5 separate regions of the Mus musculus genome follow, and all the other regions are linked to region 5. Evidence: chromatin loops called from intact Hi-C (ENCODE). Cell type or tissue: heart. All regions are shown on one strand. Region 1 holds the start of Ptgr1 (prostaglandin reductase 1). Region 2 has its middle 2.0 kb from the start of Ugcg. Region 3 has its middle 13 kb from the start of Gm12596. Region 4 has its middle 5.2 kb from the start of Gm12596. Region 5 overlaps Susd1 (sushi domain containing 1).

Region 1 (4,000 bases), 360 kb after region 5:
CTGGCTTAACTAATGCTGGCCAGAGGTGGTAGGATTTTTCCTGAATTAACTGTGTAGTAGTTTCTTGTTTTCTTTGCTTCTGATGCAAACATAAATTGTGAACTTAAGCAAAAAAGAAAAAAAATATTTAAACACACACACACACCCCTCCCAATGTCCCTTCCCTGCTGTGTGTGGGCAGAAGCTCCAAAGCTTCCAGAAGTTGCCCCTCCCTGGAGAAGCCCCGCCCTCACCGACCGCCCAGTATAAGTCAAGTCCTGGGCGCTTTGCGAAGCATTCAGAGCGGTCTCCCGGGAAGGAGTTTCTGTGAGCTTGTGTAAGTAGACTCTACACTACTCTATTTGAGCCCTCTCTTTTCTCTCTTCCCTCCTCCAACCCCTTCTTTCTCCCCGCCGAGCATCTAGAGCCTGGTTGAGCAAGTGAGCACGGCAGGCACCCCCAATCCACCCCACCGGTACTCGGCGACTCCTGGGTTCTGCACTTAGGAAGTTAGGGAGGCCGGGGTCGTCTCGCGGTCCTGCACGCCCTTGAAGAGATTGAGACCCGCACTAGGAATAGGGCAAAGTCTGGCTGCCTGTTCCGTTGTGGGTGCATGGAGCGCGACTGCCAGCACCCAGGAAGGCCTGGGCAACAGAGTTTGCAGGATTGCCAAACTGATTCAAAAGAGAAGACAGGGGTGGGGATTTGCGCATGCGCAGTGAAAGCTACACTTGCAAGTCAGGCCATGTACGGAGAGGACCCTTTGCAAGGGGGACCTACTAGACCTGTGGCGACTTCAGAAGGACCAGGCGCTGCCTTTTTGGAAAAAGAGACGGAATTATGTATTCTTAAAACACAAGGGAAACCCGCCTGTGAAATAGATGTCTCCGCGTGTGAAAGTGCTTATCACACAAGTCCCATGACTTGAGTTCGATCCCTGAAACCACGGGTGGAAGGCGGGAACCCACTCCTGAAGTCGCTTTAGGCTCTCGGTGACACGCAAGCGCCCTCACCCACACACCTGCATCATGTACACACGAACTAGTAATAACAGTAAACTAGATTAAACCTGAGCGAGCATGCCTGTTATATCTTGGCATGTAGAAGCAAGAGGATGGAAGGTTCCAAGATAGCTTCTGCTATAGTGAGTTCAAGGCCAGCCTTGGCTACACAGACGGGCGCTGTAATCAGAAAAACAAGTTGAGCTGGGCAGTGGTGGCACATCCTTTAGTCCCAGCACTTGGGAGGCAGAGGCAGGCGGATTTCTGAGTTCGAGGCCAGCTTGGTCTACAGAGTGAATTCCAGGACAGCCAAGGCTATACAGAAAAACTCTGTCTCAGAAAAACTAAACCAAACCAAAACAAAAATCTAAGAAAAAGAAAAACAAGTTGAACTCATGAATATGGGGTGAAATGATAGTTATTAGAGGCTGAAAAGGGCTAAAAGTATTTGTGAAAGGGTACAGAAACATGAGTGTGGCTCTTTAAACAATAATGATATATAATAATAATAATAATAGTTCAAACCAAGCAGATTATTTCTCATGAAAATAGAAGCTAAAGAAGGCGATGGGTATGTTAGGCACTCTACATTGCAGACACTGTGTCCTATCAAGGTAAGTTTAAATTTGTCAATTAAAAAAAAATCTTACTTTGCAGGGCAGGTGACATGGAGGCTGGAGAGATGACTCAGACGTTAAGATCACTTGTATAGGGTTCGGTTCCGATTACCAGGCCACATAATGGTTCTCATGAAGCTCGGATTGTAAGATCACTAAGGCCAGCCTGGGTTTCGAGAACCCACGTTGCAAACAGCTACAAGCCAATAGGAAGGAAGGGTAGGGCTTTGGATTGGCTCTCCACCCTATGTCCAGGGTGAACTAACTGGTTAGCCTTGATTGCTTATCTGAAGAATTCACTGGGGTCCCACGTGATGATGGGTTGGTCTGGGTTTCTAACCCTTGAAAGCACTAGCTCCTTTGTCTGTTGGTTTTGCCTGGAGGCAAGATGAAACCAAATAATTGATTTCCACCTTGGAGCCAAAACCAGAGAAAATTAGATGGAGCCGCTGCGCCCCCTAGTGGCTATGAGGTCCATGCTTCTGTAGGAAAAAGACAAAACAAACCTGTGGTCTTTGGTTCTCTGTATTTGAGGCTTTCCTGAGGAGTCACAGCAGGAGAGGTGAGGAACTGCAGGACTTTGCACGTCCATTAGTTGTTTAATGTTCTAGAGAAATTCCAGCATGGCCCGGACAGAATTTTCCAGGTTACATTTTTCTTTGCTTTGAGTGTTTGTTTTAGCCTGTTTCCGCATCTACACACCTGAGTCTTGACAGGAAAATCATGGGAATAAAATGAGATCAGACACGTGAAGTGCTTAGCATAATGCCAGAAAGTTCTCAATGAATGTAATAGAATGATAATATGCTAAATGATAATAGGGCTATGTTTCCCAGCTTCAGTGCTATGCCCAGGGGCTCTAAGATGGTCATTGAGTCCACGTTTACCATGTTCTAGGTATACCAGGATGGTGCAGGCCAAGAGCTGGACCCTGAAGAAGCACTTCGAAGGCTTCCCTACGGACGGTAACTTCGAGTTGAAGACGACTGAGCTCCCACCCTTAAATAATGGAGGTAAGGGAGATCTTAGTGGGGGCTGCAACAGTTTGCATCTGCTGCAGAAAAGAGAGTCCCGCCATTTGACTTCAGACAATAGTTTTTTTTTTTTTAATTAGTTTACAGTTCTCTGTGTTAGCAGTTTGACTAGTATAAAAGTCTCATTGTCATTCTAAGGATAGCAGGCTTCCTGCGGCTCAGGCTGCCGTTCCGGGAGGCCAGATTGGGTTCCTTCCCTGCAGTGTGGTTCTGTGGTGGATCTAGAACAGCCTGGGGTTGGCAAACTCCAAAGTTTGAGAACTTTTCAAGCTTCTACTTATAGTACTTTTCTTAAAAATCCCATAGATCTAAGTAAGTTGTCCAGATTTAAAGGCTGGCAAATTCCTTTTTTTCTTTTTCTTTCTTTCTTTTTTGTTTCTATCTATCTATCTATCTATCTATCTATCTATCTATCTATCTATCTATCTATTTTGGCTACCTCTTCCTCGCCATGATCTGAGGTAACCACTGGGCTACATTCACAGCCCACAGATTTCTTGACCGGAAGGCCAGGACACAGTGGTGGGAGGTATCCGTGTCCATTTTGCAATCTGCCACATAAATCTTTTTAGTTTTTTTTTTCTTTCTTTCTTTGAAGCTTTAATGTGCCCTGTCCCCAGGTAGGAAGTTTCTTTGATGCAGCTCATACCTGGGTATACCTGGGTACCTTAACCTTCATGGCTTTGACAGAGGAGGAAGTCTCCTGTGTCCCTGCAAGTCTGATGGTGACAGTGAGTTGAGCAGTTGTGCCCTGCCAGAGACCAGACTATGAGGGCTGTCTGTGGGGTGCCGCAGTGAGCAAGCCTTTGAGAACAGGATGCAGGCGCTGTTCATGCCAGAGTCACTGTCCAAGTTTAAGGTGCAGTGGCCAAAACTTGGATCCAGAGTTTCAGAAAATACACAGTTGGAAGTCACTCTAACAAAGGCCCATCTTCTTTGGTATTCCTTGAGGTAGGTAATAAAACACGATGTTTCCTGGTTAGTTTTTCTGTCACGTTGACAGGAGCTAGAGTTATCTGGGAAGAAGAACCTCAGCTAAGGAAAATGGCTTTGTCAAGTTGCCTGTAGGCAAGTCTTAGACATTTTCTCTAGAACATTCTGGAAGGACAGGTCATAGAGGAGGGCTCAGCTCACTTTAGGCAGTGACATCCCTGCAGAGGTGATGGTATAGAGAAGAAAGCGGACTGAATAAGTCATGAGAGTAAGCCAGTAAGCAGGGTTCCTTTATGGCCTCTGCTTCAACTCCTGCCTCCAGGTTCCTTCCTGGAGTCCCTACCCTGATGTCCCTTTATAATGGACTGTGATGGGGTGTGTAAGGGGACACAAACCCTTCCTTTTCCAAGTTGGTTTTGATCATGGTCTTTATCAC
Region 2 (4,000 bases), 150 kb after region 5:
GTGGAAGGTGGGAGAGGAAGGGCCGGCGGGGCGGCGGGCGTGAGGACGGAAGGGGCGGGCAGGGCCTGCGCGCCCCCGGCCACTCGGCGCGCGCTCGGCACCGCGCACCCCTTAGCGTGCGCGCGCTGGTGTGCTGCGAGCGCAGGCTGACCGCGCTGCGCGCTCTAGGCGGCCGTTGCCGCGCGCTCGGGCTCCCGTGGTCCAGACCCTTGGGCTGCCGCTGCCGCCGCCGCCGCCGCCGCCGCCGCCGCCGCCGTCGCCGTCGTCCCTTTCGCTCGCCGCGGCTCTGCGTTCTGGTCCGTGCTCTCTGCCGGCGTCCGAATCCCGGCACGATGCGGTCCGCCCTGCCCCGCCCTCTGGAGCCCGGTGCCCGTGCCCCCGCCCCCGGGGCGGCGCCCTCGCGCCTCGGTGCCGGCCCGCGCGCCCACGGGTGGAGCTGCCCCCGCGTGCTCGCCGCCCGGCAGCTACCAACCGCTGCCGCCGCCCGCGCCCGCGGTCCCCCCCCCCCCTGCACTGTCTCTAAGCAGCACGCGCCGCCTCTACACTTTATCTTGGCCAAATCCGGAGGAGCCAAGAGACTGTGTTATTTAAGGAATCCCCAAACTCAGAATTGGAAGAATCGCTTGATGCTGAATTCGCGCAAGATTGTGCGTTCTCTAGGGCAGCTGAGTGTAATTTGGCTAAGATGTAGCCAAGAGAGTTATGGAAATGTAGCTAGTTCGAGCAGTGCTAGGCTGTTAAGTGTTGCCAGTACACCGCTGACAAACCATCTCATTCATAAATCTTGTATTATTTGCTGGGATGATAGATTTTAGTCATACTGGGTTAAATTACGTTACTCCATTTTTAAAAAGCTGTTAAATGTTGCTATTACTAAAACGTTTAATTATGCATGTGCACGATACTGAAAATGGGGAAATGAAGGCTAGGCTGTGTGAGAAGCCTGTATGTAGCCCAGTTACTTCTGGGACTGAAGCAGGAGAATTACCTGAACTTGAACACACAGGTTCCAGGCCAGGCTGGGCAAATTCAATGAATCCCTGTGGTGGAAAAACAAGAGTATTCTAACTTTAAGTCGCAACTGGGAGAAGCTAGTAGTAAATGTTTCCATTTGTTTCTTCAGCCTGGATACATCTATATTGTTTACAATTGTTCTGTGTTTAAACTGTTTATTATTCAAGTTACTTTTAAAAAATAATCCAAAAATGACGGGCAGTGGTGACATACACCTTTAATCCCAGCACTTGGGAAGCAGAGACAGGCAGATTTCTGAGTTCGAGGCCAGCCTGGTCTACAGAGTTCCAGGACAGCCAGGGCTACACAGAGAAACTCTGTCTCGAAAAAAGAAAAAGGAAAAAAAAAAAATCCTTAAGGTTTGCAGTGTCCTTTGTTCTACTGGTGAAAAATCAGTGGGAAAGAACCATGCTTCGAAATTAATTTCCAGTTGTTGAGAGTTACTGGTTAATAGAGTTACAGCAGGATGGAATCCATACATAGAAATAATAGCACAGGGTTTTAAATGCCACGATTGTGATTAATCAATTCTAAGGCCCACTTTTAAAGCATTCTTAACACATTTTCAATAATCCATTATTTTCAAGAATCCAAAATGGAAATGCATCTCACACTCAGTGACATCTTACAAATAAAAATAATAGGCCAGGTTTCTTTTTCTTAAAATGTGTTTGCTAGTCATATACAAAACAATGCTGTGTGTTCTCAATACTTCCTTGAACTTGGTCAAGGATATGAATTTCTCAATTTGAGCATTTTGTAGCATTTTTCATTTTTTCCAAATCTTTCCTAGACCTTTACAGCAAAGGATTCCATGCAGTATGGTGGGTAACACAGAAAGGACAAAGAAAGTTGGTGTAACTGGGTATAAGTGAATAATGATCAACTTTGTTGCACTTCATCTGGTTAAATTTAGTCTGCTCAAACCTGGCTTTCCAACCAGAGCTCTAGGGGCTGGAAAGATGGCTGGCTCAGCTATTAGAGCACTTGTTAATCTTTCAAAAAGACCCTGGTAGGACGGACATGCAGTATCCATGGAGAACAGAAGAGGGCGTCTGATTCCCCCATCTGATTTCCCCAGAACTAGAGTTACAGATGGTTGTGAGTACCAAGTAGATCTTGCTTTGCACAGGTTTGGAAGATCAGCCAGTGCCCTTAACCGTTGAGCCATCCCTCCAGCACAAGGAAAATATCATCTTTAAAGAAATTTCTCATTCACCAATCTAAAAAGTCAACATACTTTATAATGTCAACATTGATACTCTGAGAATGGCAAAGTAAAAAACAAAAGATTCCAGCGATTGCCAATTGTTGTGTATGATCCACGTGGTCGATGACATACACTTGTCATGGATGGGAAAGTACACCAAGAGTGAATGTTAGTACTAAGTGTGACTTTGGGTGGTAACGATGTGCTGCTTCATTGATTGTAACAAATGTGTCACACGAGTGTGTGATTTTGACAGTAGAGAAGTCCTGGAGAGGGATATAGTGGGATGTGTGGGAAAGCAGGATTTTCTGCTCAGTTTGGCTGTGAACTTAAAACTACTCTAAAAGACATTTTAAAATAGTGAATGCTCCACACACATATGCTATGTAGTATACTATATAAACATATGTATTAAATATATTCAAATAGGTAACTCACATCATGTCTCATGACTTAGGTATTATGAATTATGTAAATATATGTAACAGGAAATGCTGTGAAAGTCTGAACTAAGATCAATGAGATCCACTAACTCTACCTTGTAAGCACTAAAATATTTTGTTCAGTGCATAAATGAACTATTCTACATTGACAAAAGCCACAAATAAGTTTGCTCAGAATTCTTCTTTGTTCTTAAGTTTTTAAAAAGTATTTTTTAAAAAGAGAAAAAGACATCAATCATCTCCCTCGTCCCTCCCACAAAATTAATTCAGAGAAGTGAGTAAAGATATACAAGCCCTAGAGGTATAGCTCAGGGTCAGATCACCTGCTTGGCAGTCTCAAGGCCTTTAGTCTAATCCCAGCATGGACTCAAAGGACTGATGTGTGACTTTGCCTGGTCAAACAGGGACGACCATCAGAAAACCCACCTGTGGATAAACAGCACTCATTGCATTCCAGCGCTCACTGACTACATCTCCTATCTTTGTCAGCATTGTTTTTTTTTTTCTTTTAATATTTCAATAAACATCCTTAAAATCACAGTTCAGAGCTGGGACTGTGGTGCACGCTTGTAACCCTTGTATTTGAGAGTCAGAGGCAGGAAGATGGTGAGAGGCTGACCTGGGTTACACTCAGTCAAACCTGGTCTTCAAAAACCAACCCTAAAGAATGGTAGCAGTAATTGGTTCCTTACTGTTACTGTTTTAAGACGTCTGTTGTGAATTTTCATCCTTAGAAAAGCTTTCCAAACTTACGTGCGGAAAAATTACTTCCTAGACACTGAGTACATTTGAAGTTTCATTTGAAGTTTCAAAAACGTATGTTGTTCAAATGAAGTTTTCAAAAACAGAAAAAAAATACTGATTCTACTTGACAAGAGAAATTATATATATATATTCTAATTGGAATTAGAAAAGTGGTGTATGTTGGTGCAGCTGGGGTGATTAGCATACCTTTGTTTGGTCCTTTGATAAACCGCTGGTTGTTTAGTGGGTGTGGTCTAGGGGAGTGCCCACAGGTCACTGGAGTTCAAATCCTGTTCAGCTCCTCTGCTCTTATCTGAACACCAAGCTAAAAACTGCTTTATTTTACTTACTTTTAAAGTTTTCATATTTGATCTTACAATGTATTTTGCTAACCCACAGTTTGCTAGGTCAGAACTTTAATATGTGTTCTTTACTGCTTAGTTACGTCTCCTATTTCCTACACATGTATTGGTATTTTCCTAAGTTAGTTTGAGCAGAAAACACTTTTCAAAAATTGTGTGTGTGTGTGTGTGTGTGTGTGTGTGTGTGTGTGTGTGTGGTGTGTGGTATGTGGTGTGTGTGTATGTGT
Region 3 (4,000 bases), 93 kb after region 5:
AAAAGGAAAGGCTGTGGTTCAACATAGCCAGTGTATCCTGTACACTGTATGTGCAAACACTACTCGATGCATCAGATAGGTGAAAAGGATTGGACTGACTGAAAATATGGCTAGTCATCTGGGAGAGAAATGGGGTCACTTGGTATTTACCAGATCAGTATTAAAATCTTTTTTTTTTTAACAAATCTTTTTTTTCCTTTGTTTTTATTTATTTATTATATGTAAGTACACTGTGGCTGTCCTCAGACACTCCAGAAGAGGGAGTCAGAGCTCGTTATGGATGGTTGTGAGCCACCATGTGGTTGCTGGGATTTGAACTCCTGACCTTCGGAAGAACAGTCGGGTGCTCTTACCCACTGAGCCATCTCACCAGCCCCCAGTATTGAAATCTTGAAAGTTTCAGTCACAGTGATCAAACACTAGAGATAAATAGTAACAAATCAAACAAGTGAGACTAAAGAAGGAAGCTGCCGGAGCCAAGGAAAAACTCAAGAATGAAATAGCGCTTTGAAAACAATGACAAGAGGAGGACCATCGTCAAGTATATACTGCATAAATTATGCAGTAGCCAATTAGTGTGTGGTATGGTACAGAGAGCATGCTTAAGAAGAATCATGGGAGCTGGAGAGATGGCTCAGCAGTTAAGGGCACTGACTGATCTTCCAGGGGACCCAGGTTTAATTCCCAGCACCCATATAGTTCACAACTGTCTGTTACCCCAAGATCTGACACTTTCACACAGACATACATGCAGGCAAAACACCAATGCACGTAAAATAAAGGGAGGAAGAAGAAGGAGAAGGAAAAGAAGGAGAAGAAGAAAGCAGCAGTTGTTGCCGGCCCACATGCTTTAAAAAAATTTTTTTTAAGATTATATATCATTATATCATTTTCCCCTTCCCTTTCCTTTCTCCAAACCTTCCCCCACCCCGCCACTCTCTTTCAGAAAAAATTCATGGCCTCTTTTTCTTTAGTTTTTCTCTCTGTCTCTTTCTGTTGGTCTCTGTATGTCTGTCTCTGTCTCTTTCTTTCTCTTGCTTGCTCTTGTTCTCTCCCTCTCTTGCTCTCTCTCCACATACATACCTACATACATACATACATACATACATACATACATACAATATATCAATACAACCTGCTCTCTGTACAGTGTTTCTGTGTGTGTTTGTGTGTTGTGGGAGGGATAAATGTTGTCCCACTTTATTCAAATGTTTGAATCCCCAACACCAGAGGAAGTGACTGTGTAGATAATACCTTTAAACATGTAATTAAGGCTAAGTGAGGTCATTAGCATGAGCCTCAGCCAGCAACACACTGGTACCTTCTTAAGAAAAGATTAGAACACAGATAAAAGACCAGGAAGCTTCAGGAAGGACAGAGGCAGCCACAAGCAAGAGAGGCCTGAAAAGAAGCCAATCCTCTGCTACTTTCATTCTGGACTTTCAGTCCCCAGAATGGGCAGGAAATAAATCCTGTTGTTTAAGTTACTTGGTCTGTGGTACTGCGTTATGGCAGCTCTAGGCTACTCTAGGTGTAAAATAAAATATAACAGAGAAGAACTATTGCCCTTGTACAGAAGGGACATGTAATGTCTACATTATAGACTTTTTGTTTGAAATAGTTTCTTATCAATAAAAATAAGAGTTTTGTTTGTTTTGTTTTGTTTTGTTTTGTTTTTTTAAGTTAAGCAGGGTGGAAGGAAGGCTGAAGGACTTAGTAACCGACCTCTCTCTGTTGACTGATAATATTTGACTCTGAGCTGCTCACAGAGTATTGCTGGTCTCAGACTTGGCTGTGTCCAGGAGATAATAGCCCAAGGCTTTAGTTAAAAGCCATCCAGATAAGAATTCCCCATGTGCCCTCTCAAGGGTGACATAGCAAACAGCCTTATAAATCAGGCTGTAACTGGTTCCATAATGGCTGTCTTAGCTAAGGTTTTACTGCTGTGAACAGACACCATGACCAAGGCAAGTCTTATAAGGACAACATTTAGTTGGGGCTGGCTTACAGGTTCAGAGGTTCAGTCCATTATCATCAAGGTGGGACATGGCAGCATCCGGGCAGGCATGGTGCTAGAGGAACTGAGAGTTCTACATCTTCATCTGAAGACTGCTAGGAGAATACTGATGTCCAGGCAGCTAGCATGAGGGTCTTAAAGCTCACACCCACAGTGATACACCTACTCCAACAAGGTCATACCTACTCCAACACGGCCACACCTCCAAATAGTGCCACTCCTTGGGCCAAGCATATACAAACCATCACACTGTTTTTCTTGGAGATTTTATTTTAATTATTTGTAATTATGTGTATATATGTGTGTGTGAGTGTGTGGGTGGGTTCACCTGACTCCATGCCTTTGGAGACTCGAAGAGACCGTAAACTCCCCTGGAACTGGAGGGACAGTCCATTGTAAGCTGCCCAGCATGGATGCTGGAACCAAACTGGGGTCCTCTGGAAGAATAGCACATGCTTTTAACCACTGAGCTATATCTCCAGCCCTCTATAATGACTATTTTTATGTTGGTTCTCAACATCACAAGACGTGCAAGAGAAGGCAATTCAGGGTCTGAATAAAACTGTCCACACTTAACACCTGTTTGCCGCCTGCTTCCGTTCTTAAATACCTGTGCATCCTCTAAGGGTATTCACGTCTCGGATCCCAAGCAAACAGGATGGGGGTGGGGTGGGCGTTGTGAAGCTAAGATCTTTGTCCCTTCTCCCTCTCTAGCCTGGGTTTTGAACAAAACCAAAGGTAGAAGAGCCACAATCAACTCTCAGATGTTCCAATGATTGGACCTAGAGAGCAAAAAGCAGGGCTGGGAAGTGTTTTTTGAAGAAAGTAAAGGAAGGGCCCGGGCTTTGTTTTCTGTTCTGTATGGAGCAGTTACTCCATGAGTCGTGAATAAACTGCTTTTTCTTTTATTTAATTTCATCAGAATAATAATTTTGTGAGATGGGTTCTGTGGTTGCCTTTAGTTTTAGTTTTTGTTGTGAGCACTGTTGTTTGGTGTTTGGTTTTTGTTTTATTTTGTTTTGTTTTGTTGCTTTTCGAGACAGGGTTTCTCTGTGTAGCCCCGACTGCCCTGACCTCACTCTGCAGACCAGGCCGACTTTGAACTCACAGAGATCTACCTGCCCCTGCCTCCCAAGGGCTAGGATTAAAGACATGCAGCACCACTGCCCAGCCTTTATTTTTATAGAGAGAGTAGCTGAGTCTGGAAAAGTGAAGGAAGTTGTTCAGTTCTCCCAGCCGACAGAGGTAAAGCAGGATTTGAACTCACAGAGTCTGCCTCTAGGGTCAACATTGTCCTAAGTGTTTTGCTTGCTGTAAGAAAGCTTCATATCAAGTTCAGTTCAGCTTTTTGCTAAAGGGGTAAGTCAGCGAATCCCTTCTGCATATGAGCCTAACCTTCTTACCTTCTTCGTCAATAGAGAAGGGTTTCACCTGAATGCTCTCTGAGGCCTAGACACAGGTTGGCCCCGATTGTAATTTGGGCTAGTTGTTATCAAGAAAGGCTTAGAGATGGGAAGGGCCAGTGAGTTGTTGACTGGAAGGGTTATCCTCTGCTTCAGCAACAGCTTTTGTGGAGTTTGATAGTGGCCTCACCCTCCTCCTCCACTCTGTCGGCTGCATGCAAACTTAGAAAAGGCCATTGTCTGGGGGACTACATTAGCTCCTAATTTTGATTTTCTTTTTCTTTTTTTTCTAAAGTGTTGTTTATTATGCATAGAGTGTCCTGGCTATCTATATAAGCATGCAGGCCTGTGTGCCTGGTGCCTGTGGAGGTCTGATGAGGGCACTAGGTCCCTGGAACTGGGGTTGTAAGTCACCATGTGGTGTGGATGCTGGGACCCAAACCCTGGATTTCAGCAAATGCAGCAAGTGCTCTTAGCTGCTGAGCCATCTCTCCCACCCTGTCTTGGTTTTCTTATGTAGGTAACACCTCCCAGGGGAAAGAGGTCTTCCCTTACTCTCTTTCAGTTTGTAAGTTTTAGG
Region 4 (4,000 bases), 86 kb after region 5:
GATGCTCAAAGGCGTTTCTTAGATTCTTCCCGGTGGCTCTCAGACCACTGAAACAAAGAGTCTCAAGGAACTGGAACTTCCCTAGATGTCCACTGCCAGGGAAAGACAAGGATGAAGGCTGGTGCCAGGCAAGGAGATGCTCACCTGATGCCAGCAGAAGAGAAGCTCACCTCCTAGAAAGAGGTTGCATCCAGTTCTATTCTGCAATTTGTCAGACCACCTCACAAGACAATTTTATGCTAAGACAATAATAGGTCAATGATGGGTGGAATCACATCTTGGCCTGGACGGGTTAGCCATCCATACATACTACCTCTTGCATTCTATTTGAAACTAAGTCTCATGCCAGGACTCCAGAGATTAGCTCGGGGTGAGCCGCTGAATCTTTTTGTTCCTCTTCCCTGTGTATCCACATTGAGCAGATCTCCTTTTTCTGTTTTCAACTGTTTATTGTGCCTTTCAGTGGCCTAATGAGGACGCATGGTTGAGCCCAGCGTGTTAAGGCTTCCAGGAAGCAGGCTCTGAGTCCAACAGCTGCAGAAACCCACAGAAGGACCAGCTGTCTCAAGTGGCCCCCTCACAAGCATCTCTCCTGTGCATTTCTTAAATGCTTGGTTTCTGCTCAGTGTTGTTCATGGAGAGAGAGGATATGTGGTCACTGGGGACTGGATCTCTCCCTGCAGAGCACTTACAATCTGAGAAGAACACGGCATGACTCAGAGGACATGGGTTAAGGTGATCTGATCTCCGAGACACCCTGTTGTCCAAAGCACAATGGAATGACCCACACTTTCCATTCCACCGAGACAGAGAAAAAGATTGCTCAAAAAGTGTGTGTGGGGGGGGGGGGCGGGGAGAGCCTTGGAGGTAGTGCTAAAAAGCTCTTCCAGGAAAAGCCCAGAGGCAGGATCCATTAACTAGAAATGCCTATTCTTGTCCCATTTAAAAACCATATATCTGGAATATTATTCAGTGATAGAAAGAAACAAAATACTGTACATGGTTCTGCCTGGATGAACCTCAACAACATTATAGACAAAAGAATCTGGACCCAAAATCCTCACATGTTTAATGGTTCCACTGGTAAAATATACCCAGAACAAGTCAATGTACAGAGACAGAAAGTAGATTTGTGATTGTCTAGAGTTGAAAGGAGAAATAGGAACTAACTATAAATGAGTGTGAACGATCTTATTGGGAATATAAAAATGTTTTCTCTAACTTAAACATTGTTCTAGAGTATATGACTGCTGTGATTACATCACTTCCACTCTTACCCCTCCTCCATGCAACTCCTCCATGGCCATGAGCCCCCTCTCAAAAGCATAACCAATCTTTTAAAAATAGATTTATTTATTTATTTATTTATTTATTTATTTATTTATTTATTTATACATATGAGTGCTCTATATGCATGTATGCCTGCATGACAGAAGGCATCAGATCCCATTACAGATGGTTGTAAGCCACCATGTAGTCACTGGGAATTGAACTCAGGACTTCTGGAAAGAACAGCCAGTGCTCTTAACCGCTGAGCCATCTCTCCAGCCCATAATCTTCTACAACAATTACTGTCACATATATAACCTCCTGAGTCTAATTAGTGTTGTTCATAGGCACTGTGATTGGGGTTGACCACTGGACAACATATCAGAGTCTCATCCCTGGAGAAAAACAGATTCTACCATCTCAGCAGCCACTGATAACTGTAGCTCTTCATCTAGGGGAAGGGCCTTGTAAAAGTCCAAGCCTCCCCACTCCCATCTACATTGGCATGTCAACCAATGGGCATTGTGGTTATGCACGTCTTGTGTAGGTAGCCATATTGTTGAGATTTTATCAATGCAGCTTTTTGTCATCTCAGGAAGACGATATCTAGTAGTAGTAAGCTTGCTGGGCCTCTGGCTCATACAGTCTCAGATGGAGATACTTTTAAAGTAGGTTGTGGTGTTGTATGTACAATTGTGTAAAACCACTCAATTGAGAACTAAGATAAGTGAAACTTATGGTATTAAAACATTCTTACACACACACACACACACACACGAGACTTTGAGACTTTAGGGAAGCCACCATTTAGCATCTTTTATGCCAATGAGAAAAGTTAGACTCCAAAACTACTGCCTCCTCTTGAAGCCTGATTGGACACTGGGACAATTCACAGGCTGAGTCACACTCAGGGTTTGGGGGAGAAGCGATGACAGAGTCACGTGAGTTTTGCTTTCGTTCTACATGGCTATTCTATGATGATCACGAGGAGGAAGGAAGCAGACCTAAAGTTAGCAAAACCAAAACAGAGAATGCTTTTCTGGAAAAAGCAAGGTTAGAACAGAAACATAAATAGTGAGAGAGAGAGTCGACCCTGCAGAGACCTGGGAGGAGTATTTAAGCAAGTCCAAATCTCTAAAATGAGAATGAGATAGGGCATGAGACCATGTGAGGGATGGAGTTTTCTCAACGTGGATGTTGGTATTTTACTCGGGGTGGAACTTTCCACCTCCAACCTGGAGCCTTTAGAAGTCTTTTAAAAGCCACGATCACTGAGGCTTTAGTGCACTCAATTCTTCTCTCCTAGTTTTGAGAAACAGGACACCTAACAGCCATTATGCAAGTATGTAAGCCCCCAGAGCCTTCTGGGATATCTTTCCTCCTTCCCTCCCTCTTCTCCTCTCCTTCCTTCCTTCCTCTTTTCTTTTTTTCCTACTCTCATTTGATAGATGCATTTTTAATATTATTTATTTATTTATTTATATTCTTTTTTGTTTTGTTTTTGTTTTTGTTTTTCGAGACAAGGTTTCTCTGTGTAGCCCTGACTGTCCTGGAACTCACTCTGTAGACCAGGCTGGCCTGGAACTCAGAAATCCGCCTGCCTCTGCCTCCTGAGTGCTGGGATTAAAGGCGTGCGCCACCACTGCCTGGCCATAATTTATTTTTCCTAATTTTATGTGCTTTGGTGTTTTGGCTTCATGTATGTCTGTGTGAGGGTGTTGGATCCCCAAGCACTGAAGTTATAGACAGTTGTGAGATGCCATGTGGATGCTGGGAACTGAACCCGGGCCTTCTGGAAGAACAACCAATGCTCCTAACCACTGAGCCATCAATCTCCCTAATTGATGTATTTTTGAGCACTTGTGTACACGCCCCTGAACAGAGGACCTAGGACATGGCATGGTCTGGTGCTGAGCTCATGGTCCTGCTGGGCAGACACAGGGAACAACATACCTTGGCTGCTCTGATGGAAGAGTTATGAGGTGCTCTCATGAGGGAAGAAAAAAATCTAGATCTCCCCACCTTTTAGAGCAAGGGACCAAGACTCAGAGAATGGAAGTCCCAGCCTCTACTTCGCAGAATCATTTTCTTCCTTCAAGTTTTAGTCTCTAATAAAAACCTACCTATGGAGCCCAGAAGAACTTAGAGTTAACAAGCGCTGTGCTTTTATGACATGAAAGCAGAGGAGTTGTTGGGCAAGCTAAGCAGAAGCCAGTCTGACAAATCACATGACTGAAGCCAGAGTCCGGGGCAGTGCCTGCCCTTCCTACATAGCTGGCTGGGGCCAACCTGGGCTCATTCTTATCTCAGGCTGTGTAGGCTTCGAGGCAGGGAGTCCTTTATCCGTCCGCTCCCCTAGAGCAGAAATTCCCACATATTCTTATCATGTTTTCTGTGTCACCTCAGTGTTTACAGTTCAAGGCTTTGTTGGCATGCTCTTGGTCTCCTAGCAGTGGCTCTGACTTTGTGTGACAACCCCAAAGCTTGAGATGGGTGCTTGTGCAAGAGATCTCTGTCCTGAGACAGGTACTTCCTCAGGCTCTCAGTCAAATCGCCCCAGTTTTGCTGGCTCTTTCTGAGAGCGGCTCTCACACGTTTCTAGAAAATCTTGAAATACTTGTACATTTCTAGCAAGCCTCTCTGGCTCTCTCCCAGGAACCTCACCAGGAAGGCACTGTGGAAACAGGAACAAAGGATTCCAGCCTTATCTTCAGTCATCTAATCCTGGGCA
Region 5 (4,000 bases):
TCCCGTGGGGAATCCTGTGTGGGCCCTTGCGGGTGTCGGGGCAACTCCGCTGGCAAGGTACCCAGGTGCTCGAGTGGAGCGGAAGGCAACTAATAGCTTCTTAATACTGACAGTCCCCAAATCTGTACCTTTAAGCCCAACCTCTTTGGATTCAAACTTATCTACCTGCCTTCTAAACACACACCTTTGAACATACTAGACAAATTAAACAGAATTTTAAATTTCGCACCTCTTACTTCTAAATCCATGAAAATTGTGTCAATTTTCATAACTCAGTTCCTGGAATTCCCCTGATTAGCTGGCCAAGCCAAGAGTCTTAATTGCCTATCTGATTCCTAAATTTCTAATCAGTTAACAAACCCTGTTGATTTCAATCAAATATTTCTGTCTTTGTCTTCAACTCTACAGACTCGATCCTAGCAGGAACTGCCGCTTGGACTCCTGAAGTAGATTTCTGGGTTTTGTTTGCTTATTGCTGTTGTTTATTTCATGGCACTCTATACCCTTGGGTTGGCCTCATACTCTCTCTCTCTGTAGCCCAGGTTGGCTTCATTAGTGTGGTCCGTCCTCTTCCCTCAGCCTCCCTGGGCCACCTTCTTGAACTCACTTCCTCCTCGTCTTCTTTCTCACCAGGTACCAGCTGTCTCTCCCTCGCCTTCTTGCTTGTTCTTAAATAGGTCAGACTTGTCCCAATGAAGGCTTTTCCATTTGCTATCACCTCTTTCTGGGATAACCTCTGTCTGTGGTTTCCTGTGAGTATTTGGAAGTGTGATTGTTACACCATGTCTTACTCTGCTCCCTGTTGCTACAACCGACCCCAGATTTACAAAGAATAGCTTTTGGATGTTGGGAAGCCTGTGGACTGGGAGGACAGCATTGGGCTAGCATTGTCCTGCTCAGCCATGGCCTGACAGAGGGTATCACATGGTAGACAGAGCAAGTGTAACAAAAAGTTGAGTTTTATTCAAACCAACTCCCCTGATAACCCATGAATGGATTAACCCATCATAACGACAAGGTCCTCATAACTGTGCCACCTCCCAAAAGTTCTGCTTCTCAAATAACCATAATATACAGCTTTGGAATAGCTTCTTGAACATGCTATCTGGAAAACCTGTCTAAAACAATAACGCCCTTAGAGGGGCTTCACCTGACCATCCTTTCCTAAACACCCCCTCACTCCCTACGCTATTACTTTATTTTAAGGATTTGTTTACTTATGTAAATGGCTGTTTTGTCTGCATGTACATCTGCGCCCCAGAAGAGAGCCTCAGATCCCATGACACTCTAATTATAGATGGTTGTGAGCCACCAAGTGGTTGCTGGGAATTGAACTCAGAACCTCTAGAAGACCAGCCAGTGCTCTTAACCGCTGAGCCCTCTCTCCAGCCCCCACCCTATTCTTCTGTATCACTCACCCTCTTTGACTTCTTCATACAACTTGGATTTTTTAATTTTAAAATTTGTTTATTATCTTTCTTCCCCTGTAAAATAGGAACTCTTTGAAAGCATTTTCCTTTAGTCTGCTCTATATTGAATCCCTCAACAAATGCTAATGACACTTAGCACAATAAATCCACGTTTCTTAATAATAGCTAGGGAGTCATTGATGCTGTAGAGATAGGGTTTTTTTTTGTATTAAGAGAAACTCTGAGTACTTTGTGCCAGAGACAAGTGCTGTCCAATCCAACGTTTATAAAGCAATGCTTATAAAGAGACTGCCCAGTCGCCTAGTCTTTGATCCGTGTCATACTTGAGTGAGTTGTGCTGCTTTAAAAACATATTTACTACATTTTATTACTTCTATTTTCTGCATGTAGAGCAGGATGGGGGGGTTAGCTATTGGATATCTGTGTAAGTCAGAGGACACTTTATAATAGGTATTGAGGTTTTGAGGCTAAACACAGCCCCAAGTCACTCGTGTCCTGTGTCTGCGCTCATGGCCACCAGGGGGCACCGTTGAGCTGTTCAAGTTCACTGGGACAGTGAAGGCCTTTAAGAGCATTGAGATCATGCCTGCTTTTCAAACTTGCTTTAGAGCAGCAGTTCTCAACCTTCCTAATGCTGGGACCCTATAACACAGTTCCTCATGGTGTGGGGACTTCCAACCATACAATTATTTCATTGATACTTCAGAACTGTAATTTTGCTACTGTTATGAATTGTAATGTAAATATCTGATATGCAGAGTATCTGATATGTGACCCCCAAAGGGGTCGCAACCTGCAGACTGAGAACCTCTACTTTAGAGACTTGGCAGTGTGAAAATTCAAATTGGTGAGACTTTATTAAAGAGTTGAGAAAACAAAAAACAAAAAAACCCCGTGTCTCATAAAAGTAAGAGGAAAGAGAACCTGGTTTGTTGATGTGAGGATATCCCAGATGTTCGTGGCATTGTTTCAGTAAAAAGAGGAACTTTCAAATGTTACCAGAAATGTTGAGTTAAGGATTTGGATCTGGAAAACACAGCGGATGCTTTCCCAGAAGCAAAGCGGGTGGAATTTCCCTTCTGTGAGCCTCCTATTAAATTAAATCTTACTGATGGGAACGGGATGAAAACAAGAGCTTTAAATATATTGCTGGCCTCAGAGGAGATGCCGAGGAGTGGAGAGGGACAGAGACAAGTGCTTTAGGAGGCAGGAGAGGGTGATGGCTGGAGGCTGGGACACGTCTCAAGCTTGTGGCTCATGTGTAGCCTAAGCAGGCTCATTGAACTGAGTTCTTTAGAACAGGCTCATTCATGCCCACTTTAGGGAAGGAAGGAGAACAAAAAAGCACTCACTGTCTTGGTGTAGACCCCTAAGAGGCAGAAGGAGCTCTCTCACACTGACTGTACTGTTTTCTCGTTGAGTTATAAGCAAATTTCATTTTCATAGGGACAACACAGGAAATCAGAGAAAGCTAAAGGGGTAGGGGTGGGTGTTGGTGGTGGGGTGGATGCTGGGGTGGGGTGGATGCTGGGGTGGGGTGGATGCTGGGATGGGGGTGGAGAACAGAAATACGTGTGCGTGTGAATGTGATGATAAAGTCCACTAGTTGTTCCCCAGGCCATGGCTATTGTTTGAAAAATGCTAGAGGGAAAAAGGGGGAAAAGATGGAAGTAATTTCTATATTTGACTTCAGTACCAATGCCAGCAACTAGCATGGGAAATTTCCCATCTCTGGTTGCCTTCATAATAAGAAAAGAGAAGGCGCTTTTTCAGATGGGTAGGAAGGCAGCCAGGACCACTGCTCTCCCTGACCCTGTCTCTCTTACCTCTTCACTGTCAGCCGGTGGCTCTGGGGAGCATCATGAGGGATCAGTTCTCCTGAGTTTTCCCCTCCATTCTTCTGTTCCATTTGTGGGTGATCGCCAACTCTTTAAGGGTTCTGTACCATTGTGTTCTGTAGCCTTGGTGAGGAAGGAGCCTATTCCTCCTAGCTGGTCACAGGGCACTGGAATGATCTTGGAAAGTCCCTCTGGTGTCTTGGGGGGGCTGAAGTTGCATCAGAGATTTTGGATAAGGATTGACCCCTGGCCTGGTTTCCTTTCAAAGTCTTTGGCAGTATAAGGTGTTTGGCTCCTTGGGTCAGGCTGGGAGTGAGCGTGTTTGGGGTCCCATGTTTCTGCCACCCACACATTTTCCCACTCCCAGAAACATTGGTCTACCTTCTAACCTCATGTTCCTGTTTAAATGGCGCAGCAGACACCTGTTCGCATCTCTCTGTTTCACCCACTAACACCATTCAGTTCCCATTAGGCTTCTTCACTGAGGTAGGGTGACTCACGGTGGAAGGAAATGGGCTGGCTGCTCGGGTCAGCTTGTATACACTTTAACTTTATACAATGTGCATAGGAAGGCTTCCTTAGATCAGAATCCTAAAAATCCAGAATCATGGTGATTGATGTCGTAGAAGGACCATGCTGAGAACCGACACTTGAATTCAGGAAATATTAATGACAAATACCTATGCACAGTGCTGAGTGGGAGAACATGTGGCCGAGCCTCACAGATGTGTA

What was found. Hi-C counts contacts between places; a loop is a spot of excess contacts. Peaks named below come from ENCODE experiments on the same cell type or tissue, not always from the same donor. Only the 100,000 strongest peaks of a DNase experiment are listed, where the experiment ranks them.
Region 1: a loop joins it to region 5, with 5 times the contacts of the local background. A loop is called at or near these places in 6 of 42 quality-filtered maps.
Region 2: a loop joins it to region 5, with 9 times the contacts of the local background. A loop is called at or near these places in 15 of 42 quality-filtered maps.
Region 3: a loop joins it to region 5, with 2.4 times the contacts of the local background. A loop is called at or near these places in 9 of 42 quality-filtered maps.
Region 4: it touches region 5 in a loop (2.5-fold over the local background); 12 of 42 quality-filtered maps call a loop at or near these places.

The regions. Positions count from the first base shown.
Region 1 is chr4:58,983,354-58,987,353 of GRCm38, reverse strand. Ptgr1 (prostaglandin reductase 1) reads left to right here and starts at 276. Exons shown (of 10, transcript NM_025968.3): 1 at 276-316; 2 at 2,495-2,610. The coding sequence starts at 2,505. In heart, a CTCF peak has its summit at 2,066 (motif pointing left); DNase peaks (open chromatin) are centred at 243, 673 and 1,843; H3K4me3 peaks cover 1,114 bases; H3K27ac peaks cover 856 bases.
Region 2 is chr4:59,185,542-59,189,541 of GRCm38, reverse strand. It overlaps a transcript of Ugcg not described here. Among named protein-coding and RNA genes, the nearest start is that of Ugcg, 2.0 kb to the left of the region's middle. In heart, a CTCF peak has its summit at 2,052 (motif pointing right); DNase peaks (open chromatin) are centred at 111 and 211; H3K4me3 peaks cover 1,056 bases; H3K27ac peaks cover 1,075 bases.
Region 3 is chr4:59,245,538-59,249,537 of GRCm38, reverse strand. No RefSeq gene overlaps it. Among named protein-coding and RNA genes, the nearest start is that of Gm12596, 13 kb to the left of the region's middle. In heart, no CTCF peak of the experiment used is centred here; no DNase peak of the experiment used is centred here; H3K27ac peaks cover 3,039 bases.
Region 4 is chr4:59,252,831-59,256,830 of GRCm38, reverse strand. No RefSeq gene overlaps it. Among named protein-coding and RNA genes, the nearest start is that of Gm12596, 5.2 kb to the left of the region's middle. In heart, no CTCF peak of the experiment used is centred here; a DNase peak (open chromatin) is centred at 2,202; H3K27ac peaks cover 428 bases.
Region 5 is chr4:59,338,870-59,342,869 of GRCm38, reverse strand. All of the region lies in intron 12 of Susd1 (sushi domain containing 1), which reads left to right. Among named protein-coding and RNA genes, the nearest start is that of Gm35578, 59 kb to the right of the region's middle. In heart, a CTCF peak has its summit at 1,947 (motif pointing right); a DNase peak (open chromatin) is centred at 1,969.